Regions from separate parts of the Mus musculus genome. Here regions 1 and 3 are each linked to region 2. A link is a loop called in an ENCODE intact Hi-C map of the cell type or tissue named here. Cell type or tissue: left cerebral cortex. All regions are shown on one strand.

Evidence for each region. Hi-C counts contacts between places; a loop is a spot of excess contacts. Peaks named below come from ENCODE experiments on the same cell type or tissue, not always from the same donor. Only the 100,000 strongest peaks of a DNase experiment are listed, where the experiment ranks them.
Region 1: it touches region 2 in a loop (9-fold over the local background); 36 of 42 quality-filtered maps call a loop at or near these places.
Region 3: it touches region 2 in a loop (5-fold over the local background); 14 of 42 quality-filtered maps call a loop at or near these places.

What each region holds. Positions count from the first base shown.
Region 1 is chr16:18,209,460-18,214,459 of GRCm38, reverse strand. It overlaps 4933432I09Rik (RIKEN cDNA 4933432I09 gene), which reads left to right and starts at 597. Exons shown (of 3, transcript NR_015575.1): 1 at 597-623; 2 at 3,262-3,380; 3 at 3,557-4,774. It also overlaps a transcript of Ccdc188 not described here. In left cerebral cortex, CTCF peaks have their summits at 2,464 (motif pointing right), 3,351 and 3,553; DNase peaks (open chromatin) are centred at 548, 2,481 and 3,565; H3K4me3 peaks cover 435 bases; H3K27ac peaks cover 2,318 bases.
Region 2 is chr16:18,105,374-18,110,373 of GRCm38, reverse strand. No RefSeq gene overlaps it. Among named protein-coding and RNA genes, the nearest start is that of Prodh, 19 kb to the right of the region's middle. In left cerebral cortex, a CTCF peak has its summit at 1,948 (motif pointing left); a DNase peak (open chromatin) is centred at 1,942.
Region 3 is chr16:18,170,445-18,175,444 of GRCm38, reverse strand. It overlaps Gm34679 (a long non-coding RNA gene), which reads right to left. Exons shown (of 4, transcript XR_875940.2): 3 at 2,503-2,693; 4 at 1,097-1,608. Among named protein-coding and RNA genes, the nearest start is that of Gm34679, 3.4 kb to the right of the region's middle. In left cerebral cortex, a CTCF peak has its summit at 2,733 (motif pointing right); DNase peaks (open chromatin) are centred at 540, 1,429, 2,030 and 2,733; H3K27ac peaks cover 3,969 bases.

The sequences.
Region 1 (5,000 bases), 100 kb before region 2:
ACACAAAGGCTGCAGGCTAGGATCCTCAGGTCACAGCTCCAAGTGCTCAGCGTGGGCTACAGTTACTGAGCAGCCGTGGAAGGACTGAGGGCACTTCAGGTGCTCATATGTTCTGAGACCTTAGGTGCCTACCTTAACCCGAAACCCAATGTTCTCTGATCACCTTACCTTTGTTGGGCTGTGCCCTATCTGGAAGGCTGGTTTCTTTCAGACAGCCCCGAAGACGCCTCCCCCTTTTCCACGGTCCTTGTATGCTCTTGATCTCCAGAGAGTCCTGAGAGGTGAGGGAGTCTAGTAGGAGAGAAGAGCCCCAGGTCTGCCGTGTAGCTGGTTCCGCATGAGCATGAGCTGTGCTAGCATGTTAAATACCCTACAGATTGGTGTGTTGGGTTGGGTGAGGGTCTGTGTGGAGCCCCGAGGCTGCACTGGGTGGGAGTGCTAGGATGATGCAGACTCGAAGACACACAGAGAGTGTGGGACACTAGAGTGTGCTGTGAGGAGCTAGAGTGGCCCTAGCCCCTGTTGCTAGGCAGCGCATTTCCCTGGACACCAGTTGCCATGGCAGCCGCTTCCTGCCCATGTTGCCATGACACCCAGATGGCCTTGAGGAGCCTGAAGTGGTGGTAAGGGGCTAGCTATCCAGACACACTCACACCACCCTTCCCCCCAGCCCGGCTGGTGCCTAGGGGATGCTGAGGAGAGGAGAGAGGACAGGCTATGTTATCCAGAGCCGCTTGCCTACAGCTGGCCTGAGATGAAGTCAGGGGCTAAATGGGCAGATTCTACTCTCCTTACTATGGCCTTGACACTCAATGACCCATGCTCATTACAGGGCCTGAGTAGAACTCAGAGTCATAGAGCCAGCCACACCCATGAGAGATTCTCATTTCTGTATTTTTAACCTGGGCTTCTGGCCCTTACCCACCTAGTCTGTTCTCCACTTGCAGCCCCAAAGCACCCTGCGTAGGACTAGAGGATCCTACAGAACCTGGATGAATGTGTCTGGGGTTTCACAGGCATTCCTGGAGTGGCCTTGGGATTATTACCCTGTCATCCAGGACTCTGCCCAGTCCTTTCATCTCCTACCCAGGACCTAGGGTATGGCCTAGGCATGAACTCTCCTTTGCTCTGTTAGAGAGGCAAGATGACACTTGGCTCTGAGTCACAGCCTGTGACCTTCCAGGTGGCAGAGGGGCAGATGAGGGATGAAGTGGTCTGTGTGATGAAGTCACCCCAGGGCCAGAAGGTAGGGGCTGCTAGGCCTCTCTGTTCCTGGCAAAGTAGACATGAGTTTCTGAGAGCTGTGTGACCTTCTCGGCCTTCTCCAGTCTGCAGGGAGTGGGGAGTGCAGAGCAAGCAGGGTCCTGAGACCATGGTGTGGGCAAAAGAAGGTCTCAGAGCTAGGCATGCTACTTCATGCTTGTGTGTATCAGGATTTTGTAAGGCTAGAGCAGGAGGATTGCCATGAGTTTGAGGCCAACCTAGGATGCACAGTAAAATCCTGTCTCCATGTCTTATCCCCACAAAGAGGGCACTAGGTGGGCTGGGTCCTTGAGGTCTTCTAGGAATTCCCAGCTCCAGAGGTTGAAGCTCTTGGAGGAAAGGCACACCCATGGGGCGCTCAGTACTGGACATGGACTTTCTGCTCCTAGAATGTATGTGGTGACAGGCTGTTTGCTCCTCTCTTCTGTGGTCACTCTCTGGAAGCCACTGCTCATATTTTTTTTAAAAAATGATTTATCTATTTTATGTGAGTACACTGTAGCTGTCTTTAGACACACCAGAAGAGGGCACTGGATCCCATTGGAGATGGTTGTGAGCCACTGTGTGGTTGCTGGGATTTGAAGTCATGGCCTCTGGAAGAGCGGTCAGTGCTCTTGGCCACTCGTATTTTTAACTTTAACAGTCAGAAAGACAGTAAGAGTGCTAAAGACAACCCTTGTGAAAGACACAGTCCCAGTAGACAGCCATCATTTCAGGATGTCGGGGGCTCTGAGGCCTTGTACTGGGAGGTGGCCTGCTGACCGCCATGCTGTGCTCCACTAGGCTGCTGAGCGTAAGCACCCCTGCCCAAGCTGAGGACCCTCTCCTTTCTTAGGAGTCAGATCTCGTCTCTTGTTACTTCCAGATGGACAGTGGTGTCCAGAAAGTCAGCATGAATGGGCTGCCTGGCGGTCAGTACCAGTTCACCTTACTGGGGCTAGAACCTGGGTTCTTATCTTTCCTGTTGTATTCTATCTGACCCCACTCTTGATAGATACTGGCCTACCTGTCAGCGCAGGCAACAGTGCCAGGCTATAAACTCCAAAGGCCTATTTCTGTATCCTGATGACATAAAGACCCTCAGGTTAAAGTGGGACTGTGAACAAATGAGAGAGATCACTTTAAGCTGCCAAAAGCTGGCTCCTGGCTTCGATGCTGATGGCAGGCAGAGCAGGAGTAGACTGCAGTTCCCAGACTTGCCACCAGATGGTGCCTCAACCCTGCACCAGGCACAGATACTTGGGTGGGAGCCAGCACCCAGGGTCGACAGGCTAGGAAGAAATTGAAGAGTCTGCCAGGCAGAAACTTGTGCCACGGACAGATCAGACACAAAGCATCCACCCCCACTTGGATCTGTGGTTTCCATGACGGGTAGCCATGTGGTCACAGCTCTCACTGGTTTGAGGGCGCTCCTTTTTTTATTGCTTAGCACAGTGAGATCCTGTCTCTGTGTCTTATCCCCGCAAAGAGGGCACTAGGTGGGCTGGGTCCTTGAGGTCTTCTGGGAATTCTCAACTCCAGAGGTCAAAGCTCTGGGAGGAAAGCTTAGTTTGAAGCAAATTATCCTAGACTTTCCCAGCACTGTACAGCGGTATTCCATCTGTCCTATGGGCAGCTCTGGATTGACCCACGTCTGTCACAGGCACTCACCAGTAGGATAGGGAGTCCCAGAGCTATGTGATCAGGGCAGGCAGGATGGTCCCAGCCAGCATGTGTGACTGCTGTAATACCAGGTCTTCGACACATTGGAGAAGGAGAAGGTCTAGTGTAGAGCCCCGAGCCTAGCCTGACATTTTCCTGCATTTTATCAGAACTTTCAGCCTTGGCCCTCTCAGCCCAGGTGACTAGGGCTTGGTTGATGTCTTCAGGCTCTGGGCAAGGTTCAACCCCAATCCATAGGGCAGGGCCAACAGTCTGGGCTGTGCCCTTCTGGGATGGAGTGGGAGTGTAAGATAAGCCCGTCTTCATACCCAAGTAGAATGTCCCTCTCATCCACAGACTCTAGTCTATCTGTGTGCTATGATGTGGTGCTGCCATGGATCCTCATCCCAGTGTAGTGTCAGTGACAGGAAGTGGACAGGATGCACGCTGTCATAAGACTCCTTCAGAGCCTCCAGGTGAGTCTTTGGATGACAGAGCTTTGTCAAGATGAGGAAGTCCTGAGTAAAGAGAGGGCGATGGGGAGCTGGGGGGGGGGGTGGCGTGTCGGACATTTGCTGGCGTGGTACACCCGGCTCCTCAGAATGCTGCCCATATGGTAACTCCCTATTGCACTTCCCATCTCTTCCACCAGACGGTGCTGTCTGAAGGCCTCCCTGCCCACTATAAAGGAGGAAGAACAGCCTTGCTAGAGCTCCATGCTCCTGGTGACTCCAACCTTTGAGGATCTGTGTAGATGTCAAGATGGGAGACTGCTCTGAAAGCCACCCTTCCTCCCATCTAGATAGCAAATCACCTGTCCATGCTATGGCCCTGACCTCCTCTCTTGCCTCTGGGGCAGGGGGGACTTCTCTCTATGCGCCCCTGTTTAAAGCTGGTTCTGTTGAGCACAGCTGGCAAGTGAATAGAAGTTATCCCTGAGTCTGGAGCCTACAGCCTCTCTTCCCTCAGCCAGTGTGAGTTTACCTGCCAACACAGTGCCCACCACTGCTGCAAGCTCTCTCAACAATCCTACAGACTCCTTCCATCGCTAAGCACTCACTTCCTCACTCCTACCCAGTTCACCTGGCCACTCCTGAGTGGGAGCACCCTCAGCAGCCTCTCAGGCAGTGGGAGCACCCTCAGCAGCCTCTCAGGCAGTGGGAGCACCCTCAGCAGCCTCTCAGGCAGTGGGAGCACCCTCAGCAGCCTCTCAGGCAGTGGGAGCACCCTCAGCAGCCTCTCGAGCTGTGGCAGCACCCCCAGCAGTCTCTCAGCTGCCTGACTTGGAGATATCTGGGCCAGGTGGGCCTGGCTGCCTTTAACCAAAGGGAGGGTATAAGAGTAAATTCTGGTCTTGTTATGCTGTGTGTGACCCTGTTCCACCTTCTCGGTCCCTGTTTTCTGGTCCCATTCATCAGCACTCAACCACATCTTGCTCAACTGCCCTCCTTAACATACTGCCTTCCTGCCTGCGGCTCCCACCTCTGCCTGGATCCCCAGCCTCACTTCTTTCACATCCCTGGCCCATACTCCCTAGAAAGCTTTTGGGCCAGAGGCCTTGTGTTTTGGAGGGAGCATGGGATACAATGGTCTTCCTGCTGCCCCCCACAACCTCACCCAACCAGGCAGCTGAGGAGCTAGCGACCCCACAACCCACCAACCCTATGGCTGGCTGGTGGCTGCCTCACCACACAGGCTAGCCAGGAGAAGCCACCAGGCCTCCCAGCTGCATCTTCTCACTGAAGCCTGTATCAGAGATAAAGGGCACTATCAGTCCCCCGTTCGTGTGCCAGAAGCTGCTTGCAATATGAGAGAGATGTTTAATTTATCTCAGGAACTAGGCACGAGTTATAAAAATGGTAATTTCTTGAAGATTCAATTACCTGTTTTCATTGTTACCCTGGTAATCAAGGAAACGATTTTTAATGATAGGCTGGAAGATGGTACCAATCTTGGAGGGAGGATGGTGCAGGCTGGTGATTAGGGACCAGAAGGACAATATCTATAGACCAGTGGAGCCAAAGTACCCCAATGTACTCCCCACCTGCCAGTGACCCCACCTCTGGAGAACTTCAGTCATCTATCTTCTGGGGCCT
Region 2 (5,000 bases):
AGCCCTGGGTCAGGAGATTGGTGTAGCTTGGGAATAAGATATGCAGAATAAGCTATGAAGCTCTGGCTTCAAGCCTGGGTCTTTGAGGCAAGCAAAACTTCCCTATGTGGGTTTCTCTGGAGTGGGGCAGCCAGAGGGAGGCAAGTAGACGCAGCTGACTGCATCACCCAAACAAGAATTCCCAGACTGAAAGGAACGTGGCCTGTGCTCAGCAGAGGGCATGTCTGGGGTTGGGAGCATCAGGGGATAGGAGTAGAGCCCTAGAGTGGGGGTGTGAGCATTCTTGAGACAAAATAGCAGTGGTTCTAGGAAGTTGCCTCAGTGCCCCATGGAAGCAGGAAGACACTTTGGACTGGGGTTAGAAGTGAGCTATGACACATCAGTGTCTCTAAGCAACAGAACTAAGTGAAGTAACTCATGGGAAGAGCCTGCATAGTGGGTTTCAGGAGCACATTTTTCAGGGTTCAGCTCTGCTCTTCAAAGTTTCCTTGACCATACCTCCCATGGGTCAGGCACATCTCTGGGTAACCCCCAACTATCTTTTTCCCTAGTTGTCCATCAGCCACCCCTGTGCTCCAATATCCTTGTGCTGCAACCTTCCTGGCCTGGGCTCTACACTATGCACCAAGCTCTCCAGGCCTGGACAGGACCGGACACTGCAAGTAAGGGAGCCAGGCAGAGTAGGGAGCAGGTCGGGTTTTCAGTGCAGCATGGAGTTCCAGAAGTGTTCTGGTTAGTCTCTTTTCAACTTGACAAAAGCTAGAGCCATGTGAGAAGAGGGGGGACCCTCAGCTGAGAAAATATCCCCACAGCCTGTTGGAAAACCAGAGGAACATTTTGTTTTGCTTTATTTTCTTCTTCCTTCCTTTCTTTTGTATTTATGATTGATGTTGGGAGACATGGGTCACCAGGGCACTCTCCATGGTCCTGGATAATATAAGAAAGCAGGCTGAGCAAGCCATGGGGAGCAAGGCAGTAAGCAGCATTCCTCCATGGCCTCTGCATCAGCTCCTGCCTCTGTGTTTCTGCCTTGAGGTCCTGCCCTGGTTTCCTCTGAAAATACACTATGATGTAGAAGTGTAAGTGAAATAAACTCTTTCCTCCCTAAGTTGCTTATGGTCATGGTGTTTCATCACAGCAACAGAAACCCTAACTAAGAAAAGAAGTCTGGGAATGGGACAGTTAAGGTCTTCAGTGTAGGAGGTTGTTGGGAAAGGTAGAAACAGGCAGAGTCACAGGGGCGCGAGTATGGCCAGTGGTGAGGATTGGGTGTGTGTGCTCTAGCCAGAGTGTGTGGGTCTGGGTGAGGGAGCAGGGCTGAGGTGTGATCAGTCCGGAGCAAGGACTTGTTATACAGAGAACAATGGACAATGGCTTATGGGAGGTCTCAGTGACAGATTGCGAGACCTCATCCTGGAGGCCAATGGGAAGGAAGCTTGTATCAGAGTGAGATCCTCATCTCTGGGTAACAGCGAGAGCTCAGGCCACAGTGTTCATGATCCTGAGTTCAAGGTAACATGGGGGAGTGCCCACCCTATAAGGGCCCCAGGGGGAAGGTGGCCTAAAGGCTTGCACCACACCACCACACTGGAGGAGTCATGCTGTGACCTGCACACATGTTGCCATCCAGGTCTCATGCTACACACTGTGGGGGATACGTGTTTGGGAAGGTTGGGGCTGAGCCCTGGAGCTCACCTGTACTTAAAGTGACCTGAGGGTGCCGGAGAGCCCACATGGAACTCTGAACCAGCCAGGAGTTTAGAAAGCAGTGAGAAGGTACTGCTACTGGAGTAGGTATTGGAGTGTGAGGCTTGATACTCCTCTGTACCAGCTGGACCAGAGTCTAAGGCATCCTAGACTTGGGACCAAGTTCCAGGGTCAGTGACAGAGCTGCTCAGATAGACAGGAGCTGATGGGTCCGTGGCTTACTGCTGCTCTCTGCTGGCCATCTCTGTCACTTCAGGCCTGGTCATCTGTGGGATTGCCCAATATCAGGGTTGACCCATCTGATGTTATCTAAAGGTCAAGAGCCTAGGCTAATGCCTGTATCTAGCCTTGCCCGGCCAGAAGGGCCTAGTGGGCAGCTTTGTGGTCTCCAGTGGCTGCAGATGAGAGAGGGCCAGAGGCTCAGCTGCCACCCAAGGTTAGCAGTTGGTGGTAGGAGCTTCATTCCTTCCCCAGTGGGGAGCAACCAAGGCAGGATAGTGCCCTGCATGGGGAGTTTTTTTTTTTTTTTGAGACAGGAAACCCCACTGAGTCCGCAAAGAGGTTCCCATTGTAATAACTTCAGGAGTCTGAGGTGATACCAAAGACAAGCCCCACCCACCACCACCACCACCACCACCACCACCACCAACAACAACAACAACAACAACAAAACCAAGACAAAACAAAACAAAACAAAACAAAAAAACCCCTTCCTTGTCTCCTGCCCTTCAACTGCCGGAGGGAGGTCCTTTCACAACATGCTCACCCAGTGTGTCAGAGATCTCTGGACATAAAAATGGATTCCATTCATCTTGTCGTTCAGTACAGTTCAAGCTGCGCAGCCTCAGCTGCGGGCGGGACACAGGGATGTACTTAAAGTGAGGCCAACACCAGGAATATATCAGGCCGAACTGAAGCCTAGACCTTACTCGAGGTTGTAGTCGGGGGCCCTGTTCACAAGTGACACTCCTAGAGTGGGGATCCAAGGAGGCTAGAACCAGAGCAGGGGTGGGATGTGGGGAGATAGGGGTTGAGAGAGGGTTAGGGACTTAGGAGAGCTGAGGCCCAGAGTAGGTCACAGGATTTATGGAGGCTGGGAAGGCTGGGAGTAGGGGGCTGCAGGACTCTTGAGGCCATAGGACTGGGGAGGCTGGAACCTGGTAGACCAGGATAGGAAAGACCTGTCTGTACGCTGGCCTCCTTGGCCCAGTGTATACTGGAGAAAGTCCTGTATTCCCCATGCTCACACCTGCTGAGAACAACGCATAACTGAGACCTCCTTGGAGACTCCCTTGGAGACTAGCATCATGCCATGCTGGCAAAGCACTCAGTGAATGGTGACTACTGTCACTGAGCCATCATTACTGTCATAATAATATGGGTACAACTCTCCACCAGTTTGTGTGAGACTGATGACCCCAACTTGCAGGGCTGTCCACCTGGCCCAGATTGCTGCTGCTCACAGCATCCTGGTGTCTGCACAGAGCAGTGGCTGGGCCTGAGTGAAGGCTGGGCTGTTTGTTCTTCATGGGTAGGAGGCCATACAGGGTGCCAGAGGAGGACACTGTGGGTCAGTAGATCTGTTGAACAGAAACAGGCTCTCCCAAGCTTGACTACCTCCCTGCCTCCCTCTCTCTGTCCCTCTATCTCTCCCCCTCTCCCCTTTTTTCTCTCATGTTAGGGCACATGTCAGGGCATCTCCCAATTGTTGCTGCTCCACCATCCCTTGCAGGATTGTGGAGAAGGCTACTAAAGTTTCCTAATTTGCCCCAGGGCCCCTCAGCAAATGGAGAGCCATGTCCCTGATATAGCCTGTCCAGCACCTGGCACTTGGAGCTGTTCCAGGCTTATTCTGGGATATTTAGGCCCCTGTGGAGATATGGGTGAATGCTGATTTGGAACACCAGTGATATAAAAACAGGACAAGTGAGAATTCCAAGGAAAGAAAGAAGAAAGAGGACATGGCAGGTGACAGACAGGTAAGGCCCTGGGCAAATGCAGACATGGAGGTCATGCACAGTGATTGGGGTCATACAGAAGGGTTCAAAGTGACAGTGCCCTCCCTCTATTGTGTGTGCATGTCTCTTTTTCCTAGAGGTGGATGTGCATATGACTCACAAGCATGGCCTGGGCCAACAACCCTCCCTTGAGGGCTTCCATACATGTGCATGCATGGGCCCAGGGAAGGAGGCTGAGGAGAAATATGCCCAACATTCTATGTGGCTTCTTTCTGGTTTTGTTTTTCTTCTTGTTCCGTTTCTTTTTAGGATTTATTTATTTTTACATATACGAGTGTTCTATCTGCATGCATACCTGCATGCCAGAAGAAGGCATCAGATCACATTACAGATGGTTGTGAGCCATCATGTGGTTGCTGGGAATTGAACTCAGGACCTCTGGAAAAGCAGTCAGTGCCCTTAACCACTGAGGCATCTCTCCAGCCCACTCTCCTCCTCCTCCTCCTCCTCCTCCTCCTCCTCCTCCTCCTCCTCCTCCTCCTCCTCCTCCTCCTCCTCCTCCTCCATCTTTTGTTTTTCGAGACAGGGTTTCTCTGTGTAGCTCTGGCTGTCCTGGAACTCACTCAGTAGACCAGGCTGGCCCCAAACTCAGAAATTCGCTGCCTCTGCCTCCCAAGTGTTGGGATTAAAGGCGTGCGCCACCATGCCTGTTTCCACTCTGACTTCTTGATGGTGTTGAGGTTTTAGAGCAGCGTCCATGTTATCCTCCTTCCTCTCTTTGTCGGCGTCCACCAAAGCCTGCTGCTGCTTTACAGCCAGACAGGTACAACAGTGTTTGGAACAGGTGTTGGTCTGGCGAAGCAAGGCTCTCTCTATTTGCGGATCTTTTAAAGTTTTATTTATAATCAATGCATAATTATTGTGCATATTTGTGGGGCATAATGGGTGTTTAGATATATCGTGTCATGATCAAATCAGGGTAATTAGCATATCCACAAGCTCAAACAGTTATCATGTTTTTGCAGCAAAAACATCTAGACTCTTTTCTTGCAGCTATTTTGAAAGCCATGTTGTGGTCTCGCTGACCTTGCTCATCCTGCTGTGAAATAGAACCCCAGAAGTTCTTCTAATGTGGCTGCCACTAATACCCACAGACACCCCCATAACTATGATTCTACTCTCTGCATCTAGGGGACTGTTTTTTAGCCTCCATGTGTGAGGGGCAAACAGCATTTATCTTTCCATACCAGGCTTATCTCCTTTAATAGAACATTCTCCGGGTTCATCCAAGTTGTTGCAAATGATAGGATTTCATTTTTTAAAATGTCCAAATAG
Region 3 (5,000 bases), 65 kb before region 2:
CTGGCTTATTTCTTTCCTTCCACAGTAGAACCCACCTTGAAACCTTTCTAGCTTGTGTCTTGTCATCCTCCTGAACCAAAAATGTGCTCAGGACCAGCCAGACCCCAAGCTCTGGTTCCCGTTGCTGTGTGGCTGTCCTCCATGACTCCCACTCCATGTCCACCTCCATGTCCCACTCCACTGGGGCCCCAGCAAGGGAGGGCTGCTGAGGGCCCAGCTCCTTGGAGCCCAGTCGCTGCAGCATTGGGTAACTAGGCAGCAGAGCAGAACACTGGTCAGCTATCTTCCTCCTGTTCTTGGATCAGCTCAAGGGTCCTTTAGATAGTAAAGCAGGTTTGTATCATAGGGTGCAGGGAAGGGTCCAGAGCAGTGGCCTGACCTTGTAGGAGGAGGCGTTTGGCAGCAGCAACAGGCAAGGGCATGGCCTCTGAATGTCAGCGAGGGATCTGTGCAAATGAGAAAACAGAATGTGCAAGTACGCGTGAGTGCGAGAATTGTGAGTATGCGTATGTGTGACTGTTAGTGCTGGTACATATGTGGGTGTGTGAGAAGGTGGGGTAGTCATGTGAAAGCATATGAGTGGTCTTATGAGTGAATGTGAGTAACCAGGAGAGCATGTGAGTGGGCAGTCCGTGTATCGTGAGTGTACCAGGGTGAAATTACAGGTGTATCTGTGAGAGTGTGTTAGGAGATACATACTTTGATGGACACACAAGTGTATATGATCACGCAACTGCATGAGCATATGTTGAGTGCTTGTGCACATGTGGGGACATGTATCTGAGTGTTATGTGTGTGTGCAGATATTTGAATGTGCACATTTGTGAAGGTGTGTGGGCTTAGCAGCGAAGAAGCTCTACCGTTGGCTCTGTGCAGTTGGCCTGGGAATGCTTGCTGAACCCGGGGCAGTTTTTTATTTTTTTAAATTATGATATAATTACATCATTTCCCCCTCCCTTTCCTCGCTTCTGCTTCCCCATATATTCCACCTTCTTTCTCAAATTCATGGCCTCTTTATATATACCTCTATCCAGGGCAGTCAGGCAAGGTCCTCAGACTGGAATCTTGGACATTCTGGAAAGGTCATTCCTAGCTCAGGGACTAGACTGGAGCTCTGGGGGTAGAGGACAAGATACTTTATGGTAGCCTGCAACTTTACTGAGTCAGTAACCGGAGTGAAAATTACATGTTGCTTATGAAATGCACCCCACAGAATTTGCAACCATAATCTTCTGCAGGCCCTGACCTCTCTGCTGGTCGGTGTCCACTGTAGCCACAGCACGTGGGCTCTGTGCTGTGTCCTTGTAAGCCTGGAGGTGAGAACAGCTCACAGGATGCTGGTGTTTCACATGCACGGCACGTGTTCCTCACACCCGTGGGTGTGCAGGGCTGTTTGCAGTTCCATGAAGATTTCAGATCCAATGTGCCGAGCTGCGGCTGAGCAGTGCCTAGGAGGAGGGCCCCAGCCAGGAAAACAGGGCAAGTTTGATCTCCAGCGGGGATGGGCAGTCCCGAGCTAGTTTGATTGTTGGGAGAAGTGGATGACACATCGGGATCCTGTGTGCATGAGGCTTGGATATTTGGTACTGAGGCATCTCCCATGGCAGCCTGAAAGAATGTAAGGGTGGGGGCGATAGAGGGTGGGGAGGATTGTAACTTCTAGAGAAACATCTTACCCTTCCTGACAGCAAAAGTCTGGGCCCACCTAGCCATGCCCCTGATGCCTTTCCATTGAGGAGAACTGTTGTCTCTCTTCGACTTAGACAGCCCCCGGCACTGCACCCCAATCCACCCCCCTTACAGCTATTCCAGCATCTCTGGGTGGGAGTGGGAAGCCGGATGTAGCCAGCTCTGTTGCTGTTTTGGGAAAAGAGGGGATCAAGGCAGGGAGGGCTTGGCCCATGTTCTAGTGGGGTTGTCTGGCTGAGGGACTGCACCTCGCCCCTGCACCCCTCCCCGCCTTGTGCGCAAGGCCCTCCTTTCCTGGCAGGCCCAGCACCCCAGCCACCTCCCGCCCTGCTGTGGGTGTGATTTCACAGTGGCGTTCTCCTCGCCAGCTTGTGTCTCACATAGGGGATGTTTCCATTTTTACAGCAAAAAGAAGATGATTCCAGGCGCCTTAGCCACAGCCAGAGCACAGCGCCCTCCCCCAGCCCCCAGAGCTGTGCAATGTCAGGTGCTTTGGGGGTGTGTGCAGGCTCCTCATTGCCAGCCTTGGCACTAATTGCTGTCACTCAGAGAGCCACCTCTAGTCTGGGATGGGCAAGGGCAGGGTCTCCAGGGGAATCAGAACTTCTGTCAGAGTCTCCTAATAGCCCATCCCAGATCCAAGCAGCACCTTTGTGCCCAGCTGGGTCTGTAACAACTACAGGACAGGGCTTTTGTCTGAGGGACTTAAACTATGTGCACTGGGGCATCCAGGCTAGGCCTTAGCCCAGATAGGTCTGAAGCCCAGCATTCCTCCTTGTATAGTCTAACAGTGGAAAGGAGTGTGTATCTTACAGTGCAGCTCAGGCCCATGAGCTTGACGTCCAATACGTTCACAAACCAGCACTCGTGCAGCTCTGCCCCCAAATCTCAGGAGAACAAACAGGAAGGACAGCAGGAACACGCACAGCAATCCATAGAGAACACAACAGGAACGCTTGGGCAGCAAGACTGAATGAGACTCAGTTTGACTTCGCATCAAACACCTTGAAGAAACAGGATGTTGTTTGGCTTATCACATCTCCACCAGGGGGCGCACTGCTGTTGGGGATGGCAACGCTACAGTGACAGCTTTATGGGAAGGGTGCCCCCAGCCCCAGGAAAATGGAGCAAATTCTAGATTAGATCATCTCTTGTCCATTTGCTCACAGGCTCTAAGAGGAAGAGAGGGTAAACTGAGGCACATAGTGTCGAAGGTAGGCATGGGCTATGGGCTCAGCTGTGGAAAATCATATGATTTGAGCCCTAACAGTTTCCCATGACCTATCCCTGGGGCCCAGACTCTGTGTGAATGGCAAAAGATCTTTTCTGGTTAGGACAGTATAGACGTGGCCACAGCATGACCTGTGGACTCTGACACATAATAAGGAACAGAGGAGGCTGGGAGCCTTGGATGGGCTGTGGTACCCTCTCATGGAACCAGGATGGCAGGAATTTGGCACATGTTACATCTTCTCAGAGCCCCTATAGACCTGATGCATGTTCCCTCTCTGTCTTGGTTTCTCCCTGCCCCTGTTCTCCCTGAGCCCAGCTGTGGTAGGGTGCCCAGGCTCCTCACGATGGCAGCCTCTGTTCCTGTGTAAGGCTTCTGCTTCCGATGGACCCCCTCCTCACTCACCTGACCCTTCTCCGCTAGAAGGATATTTTTTTCCCCAGAGAGCCCTAGCAGGATGAGGTGAACAAGAGACATGACAGGGATCAAGGAACTGACAGCTTTTCCTTTCCCACGTGGGCCTAGGTGACAGGAGCTCATCTCTTCATTCACAAGAGGAGTGTGAAGGGGCAGGGCAGAGATAGAGACAAGCATAACAGGACCTCCCACACAGAGCGGCTGAAGTCTCACATAAAAGGGGCAAGGGGAGACATGACCCTGCCAGGGCCATACCATGCACCACACTTAGATTTCTTCCCATAAAACCCCCTTTGGTGTCTCCCCGCTCATCTTCATGCGGAACAAGCATCATGCCTTAAACATTGCTGTGGGCAAGGGTCCTCCGGGCCCTCTGGTCCTCACTGGAGATTCAGTGTCAGCATTCCCACTGTGGTCACTAAGTACACCTTCCAGAGACAAGCTGAAATTCTTGAAGTCTTGGCCAGAGCCTCAGTTTCTCCTTGTTAAATGGAGCTCCACCTGGGGCAGGAGATGCATGTGTTCTCCAGGCCCAGGGTTACCTACTGCCTTAGTCCTTAGCAGGCACACACTTCTCTGGCTACACTTCCCTGCTGAGCTGGCAGCTCTAAAGCCAGGTCCAGTCCTAGGGGGTCTTGGCTCTCGCTGTTGCTCATGAAACAAAGGCTCATCCTTTGTGCCTAGACTTGGGGTACTCCCTGCCTTTGGTTTCCTGAAAACCTGCTCTGGGCACAGATTTGGTGGAGGGTCAGCCTTGGCCCTGCCCACTTGGCAGTCAGTTCTCACACAAGATGACGCAAGGTTTCAAGCACAATGTCCTTCTTCGGTCCATCCTTGGGGAAACCTCCACCTACAGGCAGAAGTGCATGTGCACAGACATGCTTCATACACACCCATATGCAATGCGCACACACCAAACACAAATGTGTCACGTACATCTATACACATGAATGTGTTACAGCTGCACACACAGTCACACACACGTATGACAGTGGCACTGAGGGCAGGCAGGGCTGGGGGAAGCCTTCGCTAGCTGAGGTCCAAGCTGCTTCAGCACCCATGGGTGCTCTCTGGAGGCATGAGATCTAGATCTGAGTCAGGGATCTGAATGACACTCAGTGCCACTACCTGGACTACAGGGGTCTCGGAGGAGGTGCACCTCCCACTGAAATCAGCTTGGAGTCCCGCCTGTGCGGTACCGGTACTGCTATGGGGGCTGGCCAGAAGTCCGTGTGTGTGATTGGGTAAGCCTTGCCTGTGTCGATAACATCCATGACAATTGATGACCACATTAGAGCCCAAATGCTTCTGAACACAGGCTCAGGCCTCAGACTTTGGGTCTGTCTAGGAGTTGGTCCTGCATGAGATTCTAAGCTAGGACCACTCTAGCTCCCTTGATTCCTTGCTGATATCTACCCAGACTCCGTATCTCCAAGAGCTATCCCAGGCTCTGCCTTCCCAGCTGGGCTCCTCCCACATGGGGGGCTGATTCCAAATGTCCCACCTGCTATAAATGCCCCTCCACCAAGGACTGAGTACCAAAAATCCTCTGAGAAGCCATGGGCCGGGAGCAGGGCTGGGTTACCACTGCCCAGCTGGCCCATCCCCAAACTTCAACTGCACATTCTTGTCTTGTTGCTGGCCCCAGCCTTACTGTTGGTCT